Linked DNA regions of Homo sapiens: region 2 is linked to region 1. Evidence: chromatin contacts called from ENCODE Hi-C or POLR2A ChIA-PET data. All regions are on one chromosome and are shown on one strand. Each heading gives the region's core, a stretch centred on a gene start or an enhancer-like site at or near the end of the contact. The rest is flanking DNA. Distances are from core to core; before and after follow the strand shown.

The links. Hi-C counts contacts between places; a loop is a spot of excess contacts on that map. ChIA-PET counts read pairs that join two places held with the same protein, here RNA polymerase II (POLR2A). Pooled maps may share reads with other maps.
Region 2: a loop to region 1 is called in a pooled map, with 3 times the contacts of the local background. The contact joins two enhancer-like sites. A Hi-C loop is called at or near these places in 2 of 50 pooled maps. POLR2A ChIA-PET finds 5 or more read pairs at or near these places in 2 of 52 experiments (AG04449 and PC-9).

What each region holds. Positions count from the first base shown.
Region 1 is chr12:21,451,765-21,455,641 of GRCh38, forward strand. PYROXD1 (pyridine nucleotide-disulphide oxidoreductase domain 1) reads left to right here. Exons shown (of 12, transcript NM_024854.5): 5 at 317-390; 6 at 3,368-3,528. Among named protein-coding and RNA genes, the nearest start is that of PYROXD1, 16 kb to the left of the region's middle. Within about 2 kb of position 1,832, at least 3 of the 41 ENCODE cell types and tissues checked have a DNase peak (open chromatin) inside an H3K27ac peak, as active enhancers do.
Region 2 is chr12:24,836,623-24,840,499 of GRCh38, forward strand. The region is part of intron 7 of BCAT1 (branched chain amino acid transaminase 1); the gene reads right to left. Among named protein-coding and RNA genes, the nearest start is that of BCAT1-AS1, 19 kb to the left of the region's middle. RefSeq lists a silencer at 2,990-3,179. Within about 2 kb of position 2,094, at least 7 of the 41 ENCODE cell types and tissues checked have a DNase peak (open chromatin) inside an H3K27ac peak, as active enhancers do.

The DNA of each region.
Region 1 (3,877 bases), core at 582-3,081:
TCAAATAATTGGGAATGTGGTAAGTTAATAGTGCCTCCTGCCGAAATTCTGAAGTACTGTAAATGTAATGACCTAAAAGGAAAGGAAAATCAGGAGAGGCATTGCTATAAAGGCAGCTTGGGATAAAGCATAAAGGGGGACTTTTGTTATATTAATTGAGAGGATGTACCCTGATACAGTGGGAAAGTGAGATTCATTTTTTTCCTTTACAAATTCAATAAAATATTTACATTTTTAGAATATTATCGAAGCCTCATATTTCAGATTATTGCCCACTATTACAAAATACTACCTCATTATTTTCTTTTTAACATAGGAATTTCAGAAACAGCTTACTAAAGCTAAAAGAATAATGATCATAGGGAACGGTGGTATTGCACTTGAGTTAGTGTAAGTATATATTTTTAAATATGATAACATTTAAATTGTTTAAAAATAATTTGTTTTTAAATTAAACAATTGCTTTGTGATTCTTGTGATTTGTTGGCAGACTGGAAAATGTTTTTTATTCTGAAAATCAAAGATAAATATAATTTTCATATGTTTTCAAGGGGAAAAATCCACCATATTTTTTTAGCTCTTGTGGAATCCGTAATTGTAGAAATTTTATTATAAAATATATATGTTTTGGGAATGCTTTAGGTCTCAAGGTGATTGGCCAAATTTGGCCCATAAATGTGTTTTATAAGTATATTTTATGTTTAAAAATAATTCAAATATTTACACCTTTTGAGATTTCTAGTGATAGCCCTCACCACTTTTTATTGCTTATATGATAAATCCTGCTACACTCATTTATGTTACCTGTCTGGCCAGTGTCACCCAAAATGTTTGTGACTCCTGTTTTAGGATATGTGGTTCTTGCAGCTCTTTTTTTGGTAGCTTGGGAAATGTGAACACATTAATTAATTTTCATCTTAAGACGATATTACAAGTTCAAAAACCATTGAGAAATATCCTGCTGTGTCCTGCAGAAGATTGATTCACTTCATGATTTTATCCTCTAGCAGATGATTGACATGAAATAGTCTGGATCTTTTTCAGGCCATAAAGTTGAGTCAAACCACAAAGAGGACAAATTTGAATCAAAATAAGGACTCTGCCAAAGCCATATCTTTGCTCACTTGCATTCAATCCAACTCTCAGACTAGGTTTTTGCCCCTCTTTTAGCGGATGATCTCACCCAGTGGAAGCCTGTAAGAGTTCTTAAATTGCCTGAGTACTATGGGTAACAGTCATTATTGTTATTATGAAGTTTGTGGCATTATATGGAGAAATACAGAGAAAGGGTCAAAACCAAAATGTGGGCCAAGAGGGAAGAGGTATAGATTTATTGTAAATGGGGCTTCAAATCCTTGTGTATAGTATATACATGCCAGATTTTCTCTATCAGCTCTCACCAAAGTATCACTTACTATTATTATAATTGTTATTTACATTTAAAAATTTTATGTTCAAAAATGTTCAGAGTCTTACATTTAATCCTATTCATCATTTTCTTTAAGTTGGAGATTGAAGACTGTATAATTGGATAAAACTCATAGTTTTGTATTTAGTAAGCTCTTCTTTGGTAATTAAAAATGGACCCACATAATGTTATTCTCTGACTTGAGGTCTGCTGCGTGATTAGGTCTTTGTCTCTCGTGAAACTTGGCATACCCATACCCTTTCTACACTGTGTTTCAGTGAAACTAATACTAATGTTCTTCATTATACATTTATTTCAGTTATTATCTGTTTTCTCCTTTCTAAGTGTAAGTTAATCCTTTCCTTTTCAAACAGATACTGTTTTTCATAACTTCACAAAACCGTAATATCTCATTGTCTGCTTCTGTAGAGTCATTTTCAAAATGAAAGCAGTATTTCCCCTCTGTGTGATGATAATCGTCAAACTGTGCATCTTGCTGAGAACATAGTTCAAGTCAGGAAAAGAGGATTAGAAGGTGTCCTAGGAGGTAGAGCAAGTACTGAAGTTTCTTGTGGTTACTTGTAATAACTTTGTCTGCTAGTCAGTCATCAGTATGCTGAAGTGCACTGATAGGTGTTATAGTGTAATATTACTTTAAATTTAAAAATGGTAATATAGAGAAATTCCCAGTTTTTCAAAAAGAAAGCATTACATGATAACTGTATGCCTGTATGTAAATTGAAATACAAACTTTATTACCAAATTTGTGTGTATTCCACTTTCCGCTGGTCAGTAATGCTATATGACCAGAGTAACATAAAATAGAATGTTCACCCAATAATCTTCTATGTTTACTGACATAGAAGAGCTGGAAAAACGAAGACTTATTAGGTAAAGCAAGGAGTTCCTTATCACCATATGTTGAAAAGTATGAATATCAAGTGACCTGGATTCAGATGTACTAAACCTTTTTTCGTAATCTGTTTATTGATTAGTCTTGAAAAGTCGTGTAACCTATGTTATATCAGTCTGTGAAATAAAGATGACAATACTTTGTACCGTAAAGAAATGTGAAAAATTAATACCTTAACTTTTTACAGTATTTTATTAGTATCGCAAGTTTAGATAAAATCCTATTATAGTTAGGATGGCCATATATCTTGTTTGTCTGGGATTGTCTCCATTTCCACCAGTTGTACCAAAAATGATTATTAGTAGCAGATAGTATCCCAGGTTAGGTGATAAATTATGTGATCACCTTAATTATAATGGACTTCAGGGACTTTGTGAAAGGAATATTGTTAGGAAAACCACTTCTTAGCATCTAAACCTAGAATAAAATATCACATGCCCATTACCTTACATTAGTGGTAAATAGTAATAGAAGGTGGCTTATATATACCATTTTCATTCTTTCCTTCCTCTAAGATCCTTGATCCTTGATCTTGATCCTTAAGATTTTTAGCTTATAACTCTGATTCTTTCCATTTTCTATCCCTTTCCGTAATGTGCTTTGAAGATATAAAAAGTTGTTACCAAATAAGTGACTGATTCTCAATATTATAGCTATGTGCCATCCATCCATTACTTGATTACACTATAACCAGATTTTTTAAAAAGCACTGCTTACCCCTGGGGGCCATTCATATAATAAGTGTATTGTAGAAATTGAACATTTTCTAATGATGTACACTGTAATGAAATTTTACTTGATATTCAGTACATGTATTTGTCACTTAAAGGTTCTTTCTGTAAACTGCTTCAGATTCTTTTACTATTCAATTTTTAATTCTTAACATCTGTAAAGAACGTTAATATTCCTCTTTATAATCAATCTTTCCCAGTTAGCCTTAAAAATGTATTCCCTACTTTTGCTTCAGGAGATCATTATTTGCAAATGCAAAGATTTTTTACTTAGACTTTTGAAATCACTCTTAGTAACTTTAACATTGTTTTTAGGTATGAAATTGAAGGCTGTGAAGTGATTTGGGCCATTAAAGATAAAGCTATAGGGAATACTTTCTTCGATGCAGGAGCAGCTGAATTCTTGACTTCAAAGCTCATTGCTGAAAAATCAGAGGCTAAAATTGCACATAAAAGAACCAGATATACAACTGAAGGTAAGTGTAGCACCTAGCTCATTAATTCTCATACAAAACTTTTTTAAAACCATATAGAAAAGGGCTACAAGAAAATTTAATAAAATAAATTTTGGAAATAGTAATATGGATATTTATATATCTTTACATGAAGTTTTCAGATTTTCTATTTTATATATATGTATGTATTTTATATATATATATATAATTAAAACAAGAAATTTAAAATAAATTGAATAACTCAGCCCATCTGCATCTTTGCAAACAGATACTACATTTTGGCAATACCTGAAGAAGTTTTGTAAAAAATGCAGTGAGTTGAAAAACTAATACAAACTTCATATTTTTTTAAGTTTGATAGCTTTGAAAA
Region 2 (3,877 bases), core at 844-3,343, 3.4 Mb after region 1:
CAAACTTTCACTACATTAGGCATGCCTTATTATCAATAGCCATTTTTTTAAAAAACCATCACAATTTTGCTAGCAACAAACATAAAGAAAATTTTACTGTTCTGCATGATCAAATTTCCCAAATCAGTTCACACTTCAGGTAGACCCTTATTTAAAAAAAGAAGAAAGAAGGAAGGAAGGAAAGAAGGAAGGAAGGAAAGAAGGAAGGAAGGAAGGAGAGAGAGAGAAAGAAAGGAAGGAAGGAAGGAAAGAGAAAGAGAAAGAAAGAAAGAAAGAAAAGAAAGAGAGAAAGAAAGAAAGAAAGAAAGAAAGAAAGAAAGAAAGAAAGAAAGAAAAGAGAAAGAAAGAAAGAGAGAGAGGGAGGGAGGGAGGAAGGAACGAAGGAAGGAAGAAAGAAAAAAGAAAGAAAGAAAGAAAAAAGAAAAGAAAAGAAAGAGAGAAGGAAAGAAAGAGAGAGGGAGGGAGGGAGGGAGAAAGGAAGGAAGAAAGAGAAGGAAGGGAGGAAGGGGGGAGGGAAGGAAGGAAAGTTATCTAATCATCTTCAGTTTACCCTTAACCAGTAAAATAATGAGATGGTTTTCCACCAACAAACAGTAAGAGTTATTGCATGGTCTTAAGAGGAATATTCTGAAGTGAAAATTTACCTTAGCAGATGAAAGGTGGTTACTAATTAGAATAATGTAGATAGGGTCTTACTCAGAAAAACTGGTCATTACCAAACCTTCTAAGAATGCTATGGAGGAGGCTATCCCCAAGAAGTGTGCGTGCCTACTCAGGCTGGTCACTGCTTCCACGCTGCCCTTGGAAAGTCTAATTTTTTTTTTTTTTTTTTTTTTTTAGGTTACCCAGGCTGGAGTGCAGTGGCACCATCTCAGCTCACTGCACCCTCTGCCTCCCAGGGTCAAGTGATTCTCCTGCCTCAGCCTCCTGAGTAGCTGGGATTACAGGTACGCGCCACCACGCCTGGCTAATTTTTGTATTTTTAGTAGAGACGGGGTTTCACCATGTTGGTCAGGCTGGTCTCGAACTCCTGAGCTCAGATGATCTGCCCACTTCGGCCTCCCAAAGTGCTGAGATTACAGATGTGAGCCACCGCACCCAGCCTAAGAGTCTATCTTTAGTGATTTTCAAACCTGGTGGAGCATCAGCAACAAGTATGGAGATGCTGCCTTTGCTCTCTGAGATTCAAATGTAATGGGCTTATCAGAGTGAGCTCAAGCACGTGTACGGTTAAAAAAGAAGACATTCAAGAAACAAAACTCCAAAGCTGAGCTACTGCTCTACTGTGAGATGACTGCAGACATCCCTAACTACTGTGAGGTCTAGTAGGACAATTGTTCACAGGCATCATGCATGATCCATCAGCTGCACAAGCTCTCCTTACAGTACCCTCTGGCACTCAGCATCTCCCTTTCCTCCCCACTTCTGACACCCAGGAGTCTGAATCTAGTGAGTCCTGACACTGAGGCCACCACCCTCTCCCTCAATACATGGTGGTTCTAGGCTCGCCCACTCCACTGGGGTTACATCAGACATGCCCAACAATCAAGCTCTATCTGGAATACCAAACTCTATCTTCATCCTTCTATCCTCAAAACTGGGCATTGTGCCTAGCCCAGAGTGTATATAATAAATGTTTTTGAGTAAAAAATAAACGAATAAGTTATCTTTGCTAGGATACAGCAGTATGGCTTTTTTGAATTTTGTTTCTGAAAATCATCTGCTGAAAATTGCTTTCTGGAAAGGAGAAAATTTGTTCTTGGCAATGTTCTTAGGGCTACTCTTTGTCATGTTTAGAAGTGTTGATGATCTCAAAATAAACATGTGTTTTGCAATAGCTAGCCAACTAGATACATAAATGTATGGATCTATTTGTGTGTGTATATATATGTACACACACACACACACTTCCAGTGCCCCCAAACCGGACCTTTCCTAAAGCTTGCTGAGCCCTGAGACTACATGAAGTTAAATGAAAACAGCAGCCCCGCATGTGCAAGTGCTGTTTTGTGAAACATGTTTAACACCCAGAACTGTAACCACTAGCCTGAGGTCAAGGAACAGAACATCTGCTTCTCTGGTTGCCAGACAGAGATGATGACATGACAACATTTGGGTGAGAAATATTCATTTTCCTCTGCAACCACAAACATACTTACAAGAGCCAGAAATCACTCCAGATTGCCCAACATGAGGAAAACAGAACCTACAAATGCAGCTTGTTTTTGACAAAGAAGTCATTTTTAGGAGATGAGGAATTTAGAAGCAATAACAGCAGGATTCATCTGTGACTTCCCAAAGTCAAACACTAATGGAAACCAGGAATGTAGGTCTGCATAAGTGCCCTAAACACCATCAGCACAATTAGCCATTTATTCTACAAATACATATTGAGTGCTGTTTACCGTTTTAAGCTCTATGAATACAGCAGTGAACAAAACTGACATATCTCCCTGCTTACTTTCTAATAGACACAGGTAAACATTTATTGTGTTGATAGTATGTTAGACTACACAGGGGGAAACAAAGAAGGAAAAGCAATGGAGAATGCTGGAATGCTGAGGAGAAATGGGAAATGGAGTTTATGATTTTGATTAAGAGCTCAAGGAAAGCCAGACTGAGAATGGGATTTGTAAGCAAAGATTTGGAGGATGTCAAAGAGCAAGCGGTACAGACATCTGAGGAAGAGTGCTCCAAGTCGAGTCCGTATACACGCCTGACGTGTCCGAGAAGACTCATGATGTGGCCTGAGCAATACCGAGATTCACTGCTGTGGTTGTTTTCCCAAAGTGACTGTGAACTCAACCACAAGGCCTGGGTCTTATTTTTCAGGGTATCTCCAGGGTCCAGGATATGATACAATGCTTTGTTCAAATGGTGAATAGCAAGCGTATGGGTTAAATTACTCATCAACAGAGTGATGATGTGTGATCTTGCCACCATGGGTGCTGTTACTGAAATCAAAACTCCCATGAGTTACAAGCTGAGTGCCACACATAGTGACTGTGCACAGCACTGTGCTTTGAACACACACTATCCACCACCCCATCCACCTTCCTGCACCAGCCATCTCAACCAACAGGAGCAGTGTGTGTGGGCGCTCATGAAAAGACGGCAGGCTATTACCGAAAGAACTCTGTTTATACCTCCTATCGGTAACGTTTGTGAAAATCAGTATTGTGCTGATTTTCAACTCGTTTGTTCATTGTATTTTCTTAAAATCATATGATATAAATCAAAGTTACTTCAGAATTGCATGTCTTTTTTTTTAGCCCAAAGGTTTTTCCTAACATTCTATTTACTTCAAATATATATTCTATTTCCTTTCTCCTTATTCTGAATTTTATTTGTTCTGTTAGATGAACATCCCCAAAGTGAAGGAGTATATTAAAACTAAAGTTATCCCAGGCAACCATAATCTGAATAGTAACTAACAGTCTTAAGGTCTTGTATATTTTGCAAGAGGCAGAAGACAAACTCACTCATTTCTATTCTGACCTTTAAAAGCCATGGTGGAAATGTTTCATGATTATTGTTTGGATAAAGAACAATTTTCCACCAGGACAGTTTCTGGTGTTTCTGGTTAAATCATGTAGCTCTGATTCAGAGTGTACTTAAATTCTGACATCTCCCATCCATAAAAATAATGATGGTACCACCTCTGAATGATGTAACTGTTTTTGTTTTGAGCTGTGTGGTTTTTTGGTGGAGTTTGGGGTGGGGGTAAGAGTGGGCAGATGGGAAGAAGGGTTGAATCGGCCTATTATCTTCTAAGTGCAGAGGTCAACACTGGCTACAATCTTCCAAGTGTAGCTTTTGTTATATGTCACATACAGTAACTCAAATTTATAAATCATAAATATTCCTGTATAAATTT